Linked DNA regions of Mus musculus: region 1 is linked to region 2. Evidence: chromatin loops called from intact Hi-C (ENCODE). Cell type or tissue: heart. All regions are shown on one strand.

The links. A loop is a pair of places that touch in the nucleus more often than their neighbours do. Peaks named below come from ENCODE experiments on the same cell type or tissue, not always from the same donor. Only the 100,000 strongest peaks of a DNase experiment are listed, where the experiment ranks them.
Region 1: a loop joins it to region 2, with 1.9 times the contacts of the local background. A loop is called at or near these places in 1 of 42 quality-filtered maps.

What each region holds. Positions count from the first base shown.
Region 1 is chr12:104,897,480-104,901,479 of GRCm38, forward strand. No RefSeq gene overlaps it. Among named protein-coding and RNA genes, the nearest start is that of Clmn, 34 kb to the left of the region's middle. In heart, a CTCF peak has its summit at 1,546 (motif pointing left); a DNase peak (open chromatin) is centred at 2,542; H3K27ac peaks cover 323 bases.
Region 2 is chr12:104,844,265-104,848,264 of GRCm38, forward strand. All of the region lies in intron 1 of Clmn (calmin), which reads right to left. Among named protein-coding and RNA genes, the nearest start is that of Clmn, 19 kb to the right of the region's middle. In heart, no CTCF peak of the experiment used is centred here; a DNase peak (open chromatin) is centred at 1,687; H3K4me3 peaks cover 1,006 bases; H3K27ac peaks cover 915 bases; H3K27me3 peaks cover 1,276 bases.

The DNA.
Region 1 (4,000 bases), 53 kb after region 2:
GTTCTCAGGTAGGGTTGATGGACCAAGAACTGGAAAACGCTGGTCTCACAGGAGCACAGATGACAAGCCTGCGAAAGAATGGAGACTACAGACCGCTCCTGTTTGTTTTGGAAAGCGAGGGGCCTGTGTGTTATGTGGGAACTCTGCAGGGGGGTGGCCAGGTATGGAAAGAATGTAGGCTTTGGATTCTATCATTTCTAGGCTTAAATCTGGACTCTGCATGGGAGGGCTGTGTGATCTTGGACAGGCTGTCTGACTGCTCTGCGCCTCTACAGAAAACATTTTACTTATTAGAGGTTCATAAGAGAATCCAGCCAACCACCCCTGCCACCTCCAGAGTCAGGCCCATGAGTCTCTCTCAACTGGTGTTGTCATTACTGTTTCAGGATCTTGAAACAGGGTCCCTCTGAGCTGTGACATGTGACCTTGTATACCAGACCACGCATCTCCCAGTCTGAGCTCCAAGTTGCCCCTGTGAAAGATTCCAAGGCAAAATGACAGGATTAAGTCAGGGGTCTCCAAAGCCCACCATGTGTTTGTGGGAATAAGCAGTCCTGTTTCCTTGGACTGTCCTGGACATCATGGGGGGGGGGGGGACATTATGGGGATGGGGGGGGGGGAGTGTGCCGCAGCCTCACTGGCCGCTGCTCACCAGATCACAGAAGTTCTACCCTTCCTCAATGTGACCATCAAATGTGTGCAGACATTGTAGCACATCCCCTGGAGCAGAAAAAAAGGAAGCAGGACCTGCTGTCTGTCTTGTGCTTGCTGGGCTCTTTAGACAGCAAGCCAGCTCTCTGGGCCTCCCATTTTAGATATGAAGCATCGTGTTCAGAAAGTGCTCGGTCCTCTAGGCCAGACCCCAGAGTTCTGAAGTAGGAGTGTTACCTGCTCCAGGAGGCTGATAGATTTCCCTCAGGCAAGATAAAAGGTTGCATTCTACCTGGTCCCACAACACCCAGTCCTGATTTGGGGCTCAGTTAGAGAAGGGGGGCTATTTGAAGTGCTCTGGGTGACACATGAGGGACAGCTAGCCAAGGATGTCCTTGACGCCAGCGGTGGTCAGCTCCATGCAAGGACAGCAGCTGAGGCTGGAGCACGGACTGGAAAGACATGTCAATAGAGAAAAGCCCTGTGAGCAGTTGACTATTGCCTAAGTGGCCCGAGATTTTGCCTTTCATATCTGTAAAACAGGAATAATCTCTCTCTCTCTCTCTCTCTCTCTCTCTCTCACACACACACACACACACACACACACACACACACACACGCCTCTGCCAGCCAGAGGACTCCTGTGGGTTTGGGTAAAGTCCAAAGTACCTGACACATTCAGTAAATGGTATCCGTGACAGTGATGGCTAGGGTCAGCCCTTAACGAAGCAAGAAATGACTGGGCTGTGCCAGAAAGGGCTGATGTGAGCAGCCTACAAGCCGCTGGGAATTCTGGGAGGGCTGCAGTGTCCAAGCGGCCTTCACTAAAACAACAGTCCACATTGAGTAGGTCTTGAGCTAGCCCATGTGGGGTCGACAGTGCCCCCTCCTGGAGAGTGTGGGTTGCTGGCGCTGATTACTTGGGGTTTCTGAGGGTTGCCATGAGGTGCCTTCATCAGCGGGTTTGACAGAACCTTCCAGGCGAAGAACACATTGTGAAGATAGTCTCCGTGCTCACTCCAGGCCGGAAAAGTCACTTTCCCCGCACTCTACCATCTCCTGCCTTCTTTGGTCCAGCCAGGTTCATCTTTCTGTCTCTCTGATTAAAATCTAGTATCTTCTGGGGAAACAGAAGCCGGTGAGCTAGTGGCGTTTGCACATCCACCTACCTTTCTGGCTCTGAGGAGGCGGGGCTTGTGCTTGTGAGCCTTCCTCTTCCTTCTCCAGGGAGCCGCCACTTTCTCTCCAGGAAGGACTTCCTGAGCTTGCCATGGGCAGAGGTGGGCGTGTACACTGGATGCACAGAGAAGCCTGGAGGCCGCTGACTCTCCCTGCGTGGGCTCTGCTGTGGACCACTAGGGCAGAACGGCCACAGACTTCCTAGTCCCTTTCTAGTGCCCTCGCATCTCTGCAGAGGGCAGCGTTTATCTATCAACCTGTGTGTGAGAGAGAGATGCCCAGATAAAGTCACCCTGAATCCTCCTCTTGTGAGATAGGAAACTGTCCTTGCTTTGCACAGGGAACGAAAGCTTGTCACACAGGCAGGGCCAAAAGTGCTTAAATGGACTTTTCTGGTGCCAGGATGACCGGTGTGTCCTTATCCAAGTGTCGGAAGCTGACCTCCAACACTAGCCCCTGTCTGTCATAAAGCACAGGTTTGCCACATTGAAGGAAAGAGGCACAGATCACGGGGGAGGGGGGGGGCTCCAGTGGTTTCTCCCATCTCCTACTAGGTCTGTGATCTCCCACTGGGGCCCTAGAGTGGACCCTTGGAGGCCTCACTTGCTAGACACATCCTCTGGCTGCCCTGTCTAGCTAGTTATGAAGCTGCCGGCAAGCCATGGGCACTGCAGAGGGCCAAGGCACAGACTGTCCAGGTGGCAAATGGCTTCCCCTCTCCACTACCGTTCACCAAGAAAGTCTCCTGGCTCTTTTCCAGGTGACAGACTGGATTCTATCCCAGTGTGTGATGGCCTCCAGGAATTTATGTCACAGCCCTGAACTAGGCTAGCTGGGCGCTTCACTCAAACCTCTGCAAGGACAACTTTGTGTATTGGTGTGAGTGTGTGTGTGTGTGTGTGTGTGTGTGTCTGTCTGTCTGTCTGTCTGTCTGTCTGTCTCTGTGGAGGGGGTCATTCTTTTTTTCAAACTAAATATAATAAACAAAACTAAGAGATTCGAGTTGATTTTTGCCTGTAAAATAACAAAGATACATTTTAGTATATTATTATGAAATGTTGGTGGATATTCCTATCAAAACCTATTTTTTTTGTATGTGTCTAAACCCAAATTTAGCTATATGTCTTATGTTTGATTTATTAAGCTCGGGACCTCTACAGACACATAAACATGCATACACATGTGTGCATGTACTCTCTCCATACCCACACCTACTGCACAGTTTCCCTTGGTATCCAGGGAGCATTGGTTCTAAAATCCCCTCAGATACCCAAATCTACGGATATGGGAGTCCCATATGTAAATGATGCGGCTTCGGTATTCCACCTGTACACACCCTCCCATGCACTTTAACGCTATATAAATATGCTGTCTTGCTCAGGGAACTATGAGAGTGCACAGATGCAAATACTATTTTCTAACTACATTGTCTTCCAGGTAGCTAATTCGGCAGGTGGCTGGCTCTATAGACAATTCCATGTTCCCACAAATAAAGAGGGTCAGCTGTACACATGAAGACAGGGGTGCACACACATAACTCGTATGTCCAATGACTGGATTCTTAGTCACATATATGCAAGCAGACACACACACACACTTCTCCCTTTCTGTGGACTATAGACACTGTCTCAAGACTGAGTCCCTCAAAATTGAGTTTATAGCCTCTAGGTCTGCAGTTGTTTCCTGAGGCCGCTTCCCCCATAGATTCCTTTAGGAGCCTGTGTTTGCTAGCGGCCATTGCTCCTTCCTGCAGCTCCTATGGAATTAACGGCTTGGGCTTGGTTTTGAGCAGAGGTGGCAGACCCCTCCTCCCACCTAGCTACCTTAGCCTCCCTCTCTCCCTAATGGCTTCTCCATTACTTTCTGGCCTGTGGGCTGCTGGCTGGCTGGTGGGTCTTGTGAGGAGCAGGCCTCTTCCCGCCCACTCCCCAGTTGCTCATAGCTGGTTTATGTCCGTCCGTCCGGGCAGTGCCTACAGGGCCTGCGGCCTGGATGTTCTGAGAATTTTATTGGCACCACCACCGAGATGAGGGCCATGGGGGTCCTTTGGGCCTTTCGGAGCCGCTTTATTGGAGCAGGCCTTTCAGACACAGCAGGCAGCCGCCATTTCAGGAGAATCTGGTTTCTCTGCAGGCTCGGGCTTGTTTCCTCTCTGTTTGATTTGGCAGAG
Region 2 (4,000 bases):
GGTAGCTCTGGCTGGGGGGGGGGGGGACTGGGGGTAGTAGGGGGCACAGGAGTCAAAGAGAAAGGCAGGCCAGCAGACCCCTTGCTGCCGCTGCTTTCCTTGAGGGTCTGGCTTTACCAGTCTTGAAAGAACCTGGTAAAGTCTCCTTGACAAGGAAGCTCTCTGTTATGGGAGTTAGTGAGCGAGAGATTTCAAAGGTCAGCTTACTTATGACATCATCCACCACAGAACCCATGTGGCCACCCTTGTCTAGTCTGGACCAAGGCGTACAAGGATGCAGGACATTCTGAGGGGCCATGCAGCCATGAGCCACAGTCCCCAAACGGAAGAGCCAGTCATGCAGAAATGAGGCCTTTAATGTCAGGGATGTGGCACCCCCTCCCCCATATAACTTGTGATGATCCCAAGTGCTTACTTTCTTTGGTGATGATAGTTCCTTGAGATAGGGACTCTCTATGTAGCCCTTAGCTGTCCTGGAACTCATGCCCTAGACGGGGCTGCCCTTGAACTCAGAGATCCTCCTACCTGTGCCTCTCCAGTGCTGGCATTGAAGGTATATGTGTGCCACCACACCCAGCTTCCTTATAAAGAAGTCTTGTAGTAGGATGGGTGTGAGGCAGGAGCCTGCAGCAGGTGAGCAGCCCTGTTTACAGACCAGTGACTCAATGCCCACCCAAGCCCCGAGCTCCTGCCTGCAAGCCTTGGGAGGCAGACTAGGGTACCTGAGTACCTCCCTGCCCTGGGCTTCCCAGTCCTGTAACTCCTTCCTCCCTGGCTCCTTCCTCTCTCCCTTGGGCTGCCCTTCTGAACTGGGAGAGGAAGGGGGCACCTGTTGCCCACATCTAGCCACTGGTGACTGGAGTCGACGCATGGAGCAATTGTGGCAGGCCCAAGAGAGTGACAGCTCAGCTCTGTGGGATGTGGGGAAGGCTGGTGAGGTGAGGGGGCGGTGCTTTCATATGCTTAGCAGGAACAATATTCCTTGCTTTCAGTTATCCATGTGGAAAGGGGGGTGGGGATAAAAAAACCCACTCCTGATTGGTCATAACATGGTCACAGGACCCTTCCCCATTGTACCCCAGGAACGGTGGCCATGACTCTGGCTGCAGAAATAACCCCCTTCTCTGTTGTGATCTTAGGAGAGCATAGCACAGGGACAGCTCGCCTTGGGGACCCTGTTAGATATGCTTGTCTCGGCCCCACCCAGATCTCCAGCCTGAGTCACTGGTGAGGGTCAGCCAGCTGCAGTCTAAGTGTCCAGAATGGGGCAGGGTTCCACCTCCCACTAGTGGGGAGTTCATTTGTGCCTGGCAAGGTATTAAACGGTACTGGGACCTCTGCTCCACCCCTACCTCCCGAAAAAAAAAATAGCACCCGTTCAGTCTTGAAACCCCAAACCTCCCCAGCGGATACCAAGTCTTCCTTAGAGATTGGCTCTGCCTGAGGTAAGCACTGGCCTAAAGTCTGAGGACTTCGCTGAAGAGTCTACAGACAGGGGCCCTCCCTGCGAACTCAAAGATCCCCACGGGGAGGGAAGCCCCGCAGGGAACTGGGAGAACACTGGCTTGTCGCAGGGCACTCTTTGTTGACTAGCAAAGAGCGCAGGAAAGCACCTGGCTACCAAGAGGGGAGGAGTCAGGACCGGAGCTCCAAGGGGAGGAGTCAGGACCTGAGCCCAGATCTCAAGTCCTTCCGACTCACCACACCCCTTCCTGCTGGGACTCGGGATCGCCAAGTCCCAGATCCACCCCACCCCACCCCACCCCACCTCCTTTCCTCGTTTTTCTAGGCTGCTACCCTGAAATGCCTCTTGTCCAGGAGCTGAGCACAGTGGCTACTTCCTCCAGCCTGACTATCCTTGGGCCCCTTCATGTCTTAGGTAGTCAGAAAATGCTCGCCCCGTGACCCAAGCCAGTGGAGGAGGGGCTGAGAAGCCCGTGCTATGGCGACTGCTCCTTTGGATTTGATTCGCGGGTTTTCACATCCTCTCAGGCTAAGAGGTCAGGGCTTTTTGGTTTGGTTTGTTTTTTTGTTTTTTAATTGCCTGAGGGCAGAATAAAAAGTATTCTAGGCCAGAAACCTATCCCCCAAAGGTGGTGAATGGAAACCCCAATTTTAAAATTCATTTCAGGGCTGGGCTAGAAGACTAGGTGCAGGTACTTGGCACCCTGTGTGAGATCCTACCACACACACGGTGGAGAGGGAGAACAAATTTCTGCAAGTTGACCTCTGACCTCCCCCGCCCACCCCTGTGCCTCATGACATGTGCATATCGCCCCATACCCCTGCCACTTACGTAAAATCATTAAAATTGAATTAACATCTACCCCAAATGTTGCCCAAGAGCCTGGGCCACCACTTTTCTCAGAACCTACCCTGAGAAAATACTACTCATGACAAATTGCCCTTTAGGACGAGCCTCACCTGGGGCAGCTCTGTCTAGGAAAAGGCTTCTGTGTCCCCAGGAAAGGTACAAGGAAGCCAAAGCCCACTGCTCACAGGGCCTGGTGTGCCCACTCCACGGGTGCTCCTGGGCAAACCCTGGGCCAGCTCAGAGCAGCCAGTCCCCAACAGGCAGGTAAGAACAGAGAGCAGCCAGGCAAGTGACAAGGTTACTGCCAAAAACAGAGAGCTTTCTCTCTCACCAGAGGCCAGGAGGGACAGCCCAACATGTGTAGGAAGACACTGGGCAAGGCCAATCTTAGACAGTGAGGCAATGGGCACCTGTGAGGGGTAATGAGAGCCAGGCCTGTGATGGAAAAGGAACAGAAGAAGACAAGGCTGGTGGCCCAGCAAAGAGGCCACGTGGTCTGATAGCCACGTACAAACAAGAGTGGTTGTATATAGATGTACAGATGAACAGTATATAAATATACTATCTCCTCTGCAGGCTGTGCACCCTACCCACCAAGTTCTGTCCAAAGCTGGTTCAGCGCTCCGGCACATCCAGGAGGAGAACCCTCTGGAGAACCCTTCAGACAACCTTTTAACTCTTCAACCTTGTGTTCAAGCCCTGAGTCCACTGGAAGACCCACAGACAGGTGGAGGGTATCTATGGCCACCAAGGTGAAAGTCTAGCATTCGCAACCCGTTTGCATAACCACAAAGATTTCCCTGTGGCAGCTGCGTAGTCAAATCCAGACCTACACACAGACACACACAAACCCTGCCTCCAGGTCAGATCGGCTGACAGCATCTCCCTGATTTTGCCAGCTGGACCACACTGATGGAGGGGTGTGGCTCATTTGACTCAAGGGCACATTATCTCCTGTAGCTTTGGCTAAAGAAATTGCATGGCTTTGGGAAGGATGCCAAACATACATGCTGGGGCTAGGGAGATGGCTCAGTCAGTAAAGTGCTCCTGCAGAGGGTATGAGGGCCTAAACCGTAGAACCCACGTAAAGAGCAAGGTGTAGACGTCTATACTGTAATCTGAGTGCTAGGAGACAGAGACAGGCGGATCTCTGGAGCTTTCTGGCCAGTTAGTGTGCCCAGTCAGACTCTGCCTCAAGAAATAAGGTAGAAGAGTAACTGAGGAGGACACCAGCATCAACATCACACACATGCACGTGCACATACATATACACACATGCACAAATACACACATACACACACACACATATACACACATACATGCACACACCACACACACACATACCATATACACACTCAAATATATACACATACATGCACACACATACACACATAATATACACATATACACAAACATACACATATACATACACATCATACACACACACATGTACACACAAATATACACACACCACATACACACACATAAATGCACACATATACATACATACACACATATACATACATAAACACACATATACACCTAAATATGTACATACATATGCACCATGCACACAGAGATATGCTTTGTGTCAGGAGGGTGACAAATGTCGGCCAGAGAGTGCTGAGCAGGGTGAAGCTATGGCGAGCTGTGGCCGAGTGTAGACACCCCGTGCGTATCTTTTCA